Linked DNA regions of Mus musculus: all the other regions are linked to region 1. Evidence: chromatin loops called from intact Hi-C (ENCODE). Cell type or tissue: heart. All regions are shown on one strand.

Region 1 (2,500 bases):
TAAATATAAACCAGCAGATTGGATGCCTTAACAATGCAAATCATATCCATTTCACCTGTACATTGTACTGTGCACCCCCCCCAACTGTCAGCCATCACTAACATTCTAAGAAAAAAAAAAAAGAAAAAGAAGAAAAAAAAAGAGAGAAATCGAAAAGCACAAAAGAACTGTTTTGTTACTTTAAGACAATGTTACTTTTTCTAGTAGAGCAAGAGAACATTAACAAAGCTGCGACTGTGCATGCCCGGATGGATTTCAACGGTTTTCACTAGACTGTCAGAGTGCGGATTTTTATGGGTTGGGGAGGGGAGGGGAGGGAAGTTGGGGGGGTTGGTAGGGGAGGGGAGGGAGGAAAGCTGATTTTTCATGGTGAGAAATAATAATAATGACAACTGATGATAATAATAATAATAATAAAAATAAAAAGAAACTGGAAAAAAATATAAGCAAGGTTTAGCATTGCTTCTCCGTACTCAGAAAGGTTGTCTGAATTCGTGTGGTAAGCGCTGGCCTCAAGATGTCTAACGTCTAAAGCCATATTTTGTCTGGTGAGCCAGACAACTGTCTGCAAAGGAACGAGCAGCAAGCCGGTGAGGTGTCCGGCTCAGACCCTGACAAAAGACGCCACCAATCTGTTAGCCACGTGCTGTGACGTGATGAGAACTTTACTGGAAAGCCCAAAGAGCCTTTAAAAAGAAAATGTGTATCAATTGTGTTTTGTTACTTCTGTTTGATTAGCCGATGGAGAAGTAGTTTGGTTTTAGGAACCACTTTCTTCTACACAAAATCTTGTTTTTAAGTCCCTTTAAGATATAGCCCCCTAAATACAGAATATGGCTTTTAAAAAGAAGATGGAGTAGAGAATTCAATTCAGATTTCCGTTTTGGGGGAAGAGCCCTGCCTCTGGATGACTGGATATGTCCACGCCATGCCCGGCCTCACAATGTAGGATGCAGCTCCATGAACTCATTCTGCAAATCTTTCACCTTCTTTTCAAACGTTTTCAATAGACACACACTGTACAATCCAATTGTTAGAGCACTCAACTACTGTAGAGATTGTTATATTTCATTCTTTTTTATTTCTTTCTTTCTTTTCTTTTCTTCTCCTTTTTTTTTTTCAAAAATTCAAACTGTAAAAAACTTTTCAACGTTCACGATATTTAATTAAAGTTACTTCCTGTCTGTGATAGCAGCTCCTAGTGGCGTGTTCATTTCTCTATGGCAGAAGAGAAGAGCAACACTCAATGGACTGCAAAAGGCCCGGGTTTGCTATTATTCGGGCCAGTGTTAACACCCAGAGAGAATTAGCCTAGGCCTGGGGCACCCACTTCCTTTCTTTGTAGGTCCCACCGGGATCTGCTAATTTGGAATGCAAATTGAACACGCACAGCGTACTGCTGCCCTCTGCTGGCATGAGCCAGGTGTGCACGTGCTGGCCCACATTGGTGGCAAGAGCCCCCAGTCCTATTGTCAGTGAACAGTGAGATTCCCCCCATGATAGGGGCTGAATTGGGAATCCAGGAACTGGTCATTCTAGAACACCATCCTCTGCCCTGGAAGGCTGAGCTAAACTCTTCCTATGCAACTGCTAATTAATCCCAGTGTGCCTCCTGGTCAATTAATTATGTGCCCTGGCTTGCTGATGAGACGTGTGACTAGAGAACATATATATATATATATATATATATATATATATATATATATATATATATATATATGTATATATATATATGTATATATATATATATATAAACTTTGTGTGGATAATAGTTTTTTTTTTCTTTTTCCTGGTTGACAAAACCACATCTGTCTGGAATTGAAAGTTACAGGCACTCAGTCGTTGTGCAAACTTCATAGGTCCACAGAAGATATACACACATCTGGGACCGGGTCATTTAAGGATACATCTTTCCATTGTACGTTCCATGTCTTCACTAATTTTGCAATGACTGGACACGATGAGGTTAATGGCGCTTACAAAATGCCTCGACCAACAGAAACTCCATGGCCAGACCTAAGAGGGTGTCCCATAACCACCAGCACATTCATTTGTGGGAGGCACTGCTATGGCACTACCCTGAAATACAGCCCAAGGTAAGGTCATGAAAGGCCACCCCATGTAAGCCAGAACATACAGAAGCTGCTGTCCTGTCTCCATGGAGACTCCTACCTGATCAGCTTGGCCATCCCCTATTTTTTCAATTCTGTATCAGTTGCAGAGGAGAAACACTGAGCAAAAGGTTCAGGATGACTTCAGGATGCATGTGGTGCCAGACAAGACAACCCGCTTCCACGTCATCCATGTCTATGATGCTTAAACTGCAAGAGGCAGACATATGCCAGAGCTCCACAGAATAAAAACAGATAACCACACTCTGAATTGGCTTAGAACTCCGTAAGGCCTACCTCTTGACAGCATTCATTCATTCATTCATTCATTCACTCATTCATTCATTTGTTCCCTTAAACCTCAAGCATTTGGCATGCCTATGACCCTT
Region 2 (2,500 bases), 120 kb before region 1:
AGCCCCTGTTTATAACGTGGTGTGTCGGAACAGTTAGGCCTGAAGTAAAGATTCATTTGATTTAATTATATGTTTTTTAATGCATGTGTTTCTGTATGTGGGTACGTGAGTTTGGGTGCCTGAGGAGGCCAGAGCTTCAGGCTACTCTGGAGGTGTAGTTACAGGCAGCTGTGAGCTACCAGCTGTGAGTGCAGAGAGCTGAAGTTGAGTCCTCTGCAAGAGCTGTATGTGCTCTACACCACTGTACCATCTCTTCAATCTCTAATTTTTCTCTTTATTTTGTCAGTTTTACTTACGGAAATTTGTTAAGATGGAGCTTTCTCTTGCTTTCATACATGGCTTTGAGGATGGACTAGGAATTCTCTGGCCCTTTGTCCCCTCATCATTAAGTGGAGGTTTGGGATCGCCCTTCAAGCTCTGATGATTCTGTGAGAATGTCTCTGACTTCGTGAGGAACTACAGACACAGCTTTTCGGGGTAGCGACCCAAACACCGAGGTGATAGTTCTGCCGAGTTAAACTCACAGGCTAGCATAGTCAAAATGTCAAGCTTTCAGTTCAGTGAGAGACTGTCTCAAGGGGATATGGCAGAAAGTGAGAGAAAAATACCCAATGGATATTCTGCTTGACCATTCGTATGTAGGGGCATGCATACCTGAACACATACAAACTCACACACCAAGATCTCATTAAGCAGCCTAGGCTGGCTCCAAACTCATAATCCATCTACCTCTGTCCCTGAGTTGCAGGGTACAGGTATATATCCCCATGCATGACTTAAGATATCTTACAATAGCTATATGCCTATCTTAATCCATTAGGGAAAAAAACCACAGCTGTTACTTCAAAACGGTGATCTCATGGACATTAGTGCTTAGGGTAAGATCAAGCTTAGAGAAAGTATTAGATGGTTAAAATAAAAATCACAACTCGATAAAATCAAGTAAGTAATTGCCTACATGGTACTGGAATGTAGCAAAATTATGACTTAAGTTTGAAGCATGCTGTTAGAAAGGCTTTAAAGATAAAAAATAATAATTCATTCAATTTAATAGGAAACATGTAAGGCCCTGGGAAATATTCATTTTTATTTTTTCCCAATAAACCCTGTGTTTTTGTTTGTTGTTTGTCTTTTTTTTTTGTTGTTGTTGGTTGAAAGAAAGCTTTTTAGGTTCATTTTGCCATTAAGGTAGAGTTTCTGTTCTAGAGAAATTCTAAAAATCAAAACCTCTCCTAAGATATTGTCTCTATTTTTATTTTTAAACAAGCAATCTCTGTATGTCAGAAGGCAGAGAAGGACACGAAGCAAGAGCAAGCATCGAGCAGAGTCCGCCCAGGCAGCGCCCGCCCAGGCAGCGCATTATGATAATGTGCACAGAACCAGCTGGACACTGAGTTAAGCTGACACTGTGTTGTCAAGGGCAGCATCACCCATCAATTTCCGAGATAGGATTTGAGTTCAAATGGCAGAGAGAGCAGCAACTCTGTTGAGGCTGATGCGTGGGGGAAGGGTGGGGAAGGCAGGACAGGAACCCAGCACGGCTTAAAGGCAGGAAGTCCTGGTGCCTCCGGAAGCCGGTGGCTGCTACCTTCCGGTGTCTGCTACCTTCCCTTCTAACTTTAAATCTGTCAGAAAGCCCCACCTGGGTCCTTGCATGATTAGAGTCTTCTTCATGGGGTGGGGGTGGGATGGGGTGTGAGGGGGTATGGCTGTGTGTGGGTTACTGATACTAATTTTAACTCCCAAGAGAATGGGGTACCAGCTGCTTGAACCGAGGCCAGCGCAGCCCAGGAAACAGGACTCTACGTGGTCTCTTATCCATGGAGGAAGCACATTGTGGGTATAGCGGCAATCGTTTGTTTTGTTTGTTTCTTGTTCTTTGGAGACAGGGTCTCCCGGAGCCCAGGCTATATAGTCAAAGCTGGCCTTGAACTCCCTGCTCTTCCTGCTCCTACCTCCTAGATGCCACATTCACAGGCATGAGCTGCCCAGCTTTGTAAGAGGTGGTTTGTTAGTGCAGGCTGGAAGGATCCTCAACTTTTACTCCACCCACTTCAGTTCTTTCACAACATCAGACCATCAATGATTGCTCATTTGCTTTCCATTCGGTCGTTTATCTGGTCAACAAATATTTACCGGCTCTCTGCCTACTATATTAGATAAGAGAGGGGCAGAGGAGAGCAAAGCCGGGGCCAGCACTAACATGACGAGGTACACAGCTATGTGTACATACCAATTCATATGCAGGAAACAATGATAATCTCGATGATTTAATTGGCAATGTTGATAAGGGCTGTGAAAGAGAAATACAGGTTGCTAAGAAGGCTTAATACAAGGGACCCAGCAGAGTCTGAGGAGTCGGGAAGCTTCTCATATTTGAATGAGTAGCAGTTAGTGAAGTGAAGACGAAAAAAAGTCAATAGGTTGTTTGACTATTACATTGGGATAGACCATTAGACATTTGAGGGGAGAAGGGTGGTGTAGGTCTAAGAATTGCTTC
Region 3 (2,500 bases), 260 kb before region 1:
ATCTCCCAGGTCAGAAATCTTTTATTTTCCCTTAAAGTCTCAAGTATGGATTTACAAAATACTCTTCAAAACCATTATAGTCTTTTGGGTAAATAGTTTTCATTTAAAAACATTTTTATAATACACACATTTTAACGTGTTCTAAATATGTATTTTTACGATTGATCATGACAGCGCCTTAAAGAGCCATTATTGCCTATCAGGGAGATAATGTGTGTGTGTATTCAAGAGATTGTCTACAAAGAAAATCTCTAAACTGTGTTTATTTCCAATGAGGAGGGCTTTTTTTTTTCTCTCACCAATAAGCTTGAAAAAATTATGCAAAATGGTAGAAATTGAGGCTTATCATCAAGGGGAAGCAGTTCAGGGTTGCAGATTTTGGTAGTGCCTCTTAAGTGACAACTGAGAATTTCCACAGTGTAAAAGCAGAATCGCTGCCTGAGCTTACTTGAGACAGGGAACTCGCTCACCAAAGTTTTGTGTGGTTTTGCCAGACTTTCTGCCTCAAGTTCATATTCCTCCAAAGACAAGGCTATGGTTTCATTGGTCCCTCTGAGCCAGAGGCTGCCATCCAGTTAAAGTAACTGGAAAGCAGACAGACTAGGGTAACCATTTGTTGGTTGTGAAGATATTGTTAGGAGGATGTAGGTCATAAAAGAGTATCTTGGAGAGAAACAAGGGAGATGAATGGGGAAGTAAAAGAGTGCGAGGAAGCCTCATGTATTCCTTTCTTGGGTCCCACAAGTCACACAAAGGCCTTAGGATTTTCCTTTGAGGAAGAAGGGAAGCCATTGAAGTTGGGGGACATTGCCCAAACCCTCCCTGTTTGCTTGTCATTTGCTTGGATACCCTAGGTCTGCCAGAATTTTCTGAATAAAATCCTAAAACCATTGCAGTTCCATGTTCATCTTTTAAAGCATGGCTTCTCTAGCATGTCCTTTCATGCAAGTCTGCCCTTGACTCATAAAGATGTGATTTTGGAATAAAACCGTTTCACTCACTACAGCTCTTCCTTTCTGATCCCGTTTTATAGTTCTGTTCCCCCTGAACTATCTTTCTAGCTAAGGGACAATTGTGGATCCCGATAGGCGAGGCAGTGTATGCCTCCTTGGGTGGGGTGAATGCAAAGAAGTCAGCTGAGCTTTGAGTGACAGGAAGCCCAGCTGGGCAGGGGAAAGATAGGGAGGGAGAGAGAGAGCAGCTGTGAATGCAGATTGAAGTGGCCAGGCAAGACAATGGCCTGGCATGATAAGCACCTTTCCAGCAAAGGTCATCAGCCTGTCACACAGACACAACAGCCACACCTTGGCTTTTGTGTTAGCTCAAGTTTCATTCAGGAGAGAAGTCTGTGTGGATCTCTGAGAGAAAGGTTAAAGATCACTGCAGCAATTAGCAAGTTGATCAAGGAAGAGACATAAGATATCCACATTCATATGTCTTGTCTCGAATATATAAGCACCCTTCTGCTCTCTTCTGTAGCAGAAGGACTCTATTCTAGCTTTAGATGACCCCTCTCTCAACACTGGGCAGCAATTTGAAAACAGTCTAAATTCTCCCTGACTTTGCTGAGGTGGGGGTGAGAGGGCACCCCAGGGGCTTAGCTCTTAGAGGCTAATATGGACTAGGTAATGGCTTGTTGAGCTTTTGAGAAGTCAGATTTTTTGTCCCAGAGCTTATCCTCTTCAGGCTTTGAGGCCACCTGTAGTATCTTTAAAAGGACATCTTTGCCCGTCTTCCCCCTTGCCTTTTGTAGTACTTCTTTCCCACCCCCCCCCCTCACCCCCAGAAAAAGTTCCCTGGAGGCTTAGGGGCAATTCTCATCTTCCTTCTTCTTTCCTGCATGTGTGCATATGTGTAGTATGTGGTGGGTATGGATCTAGGCATGTGGAGGTTACAGGGTAAACTCAGGTAGCTTCATATTCCATGTCTTCGAGGCGGGTCTCTTCATTGCTTCCTGTGGTTCACATGCCTGGCTAGCAGAGCCTCTGTTGTTGTAGCACGGGTCCTCTTCGAACCTGCTCTTGGGAGTCGACTGGTGACCCCAGTGAAGGAAGCAAAGAAAGAACAGGTGCCGAGTCCTGGAGTTTGATACCACAAAGCGAGTTCACGTCATGTTTGCCAGCTATTCGCTTATCTTGTCAGCCTAGCTCCCAAATTTGGTTGGTTTTGTTGTTGTTGTTGTTTTGTTTCTTAATTCCTTCCTTCCTTCCTTCCTTCCTTCCTTCCTTCCTTCCTTCCTTCCTTCCTTCCTCCCTCCCTCCCTCCCTCCCTTCCTTCCTTCCATAATCTGATTATAGAGAATCTGGATTCGCAGGCTTTCCTCAGCAGGCTATTTCCTGAGACATACCCAACGGCTTTCCTCACCAAATTACCATCTAAATATGAACTTACTTTTCTTTCTTTTTAAAAAAAGATTTATTTATTTATTTTTTTATATGTGAGTACACTGTAGCTGTTTTCAGACACTCCAGAAGATGGCATCAGATTTTTGTTACGGATG

What was found. Hi-C counts contacts between places; a loop is a spot of excess contacts. Peaks named below come from ENCODE experiments on the same cell type or tissue, not always from the same donor. Only the 100,000 strongest peaks of a DNase experiment are listed, where the experiment ranks them.
Region 2: a loop joins it to region 1, with 2.7 times the contacts of the local background. A loop is called at or near these places in 3 of 42 quality-filtered maps.
Region 3: a loop joins it to region 1, with 2.9 times the contacts of the local background. A loop is called at or near these places in 2 of 42 quality-filtered maps.

Annotation. Positions count from the first base shown.
Region 1 is chr11:45,006,903-45,009,402 of GRCm38, forward strand. It overlaps Ebf1 (early B cell factor 1), which reads left to right. Exons shown (of 16, transcript NM_007897.3): 16 at 1-1,194. Among named protein-coding and RNA genes, the nearest start is that of Gm51859, 80 kb to the right of the region's middle. In heart, a CTCF peak has its summit at 1,409 (motif pointing left); DNase peaks (open chromatin) are centred at 1,399 and 2,039; H3K4me3 peaks cover 223 bases.
Region 2 is chr11:44,891,563-44,894,062 of GRCm38, forward strand. All of the region lies in intron 8 of Ebf1 (early B cell factor 1), which reads left to right. Among named protein-coding and RNA genes, the nearest start is that of Gm51859, 200 kb to the right of the region's middle. In heart, no CTCF peak of the experiment used is centred here; a DNase peak (open chromatin) is centred at 1,499; H3K27ac peaks cover 680 bases.
Region 3 is chr11:44,745,717-44,748,216 of GRCm38, forward strand. All of the region lies in intron 6 of Ebf1 (early B cell factor 1), which reads left to right. Among named protein-coding and RNA genes, the nearest start is that of Ebf1, 130 kb to the left of the region's middle. In heart, no CTCF peak of the experiment used is centred here; a DNase peak (open chromatin) is centred at 1,185; H3K27ac peaks cover 1,753 bases.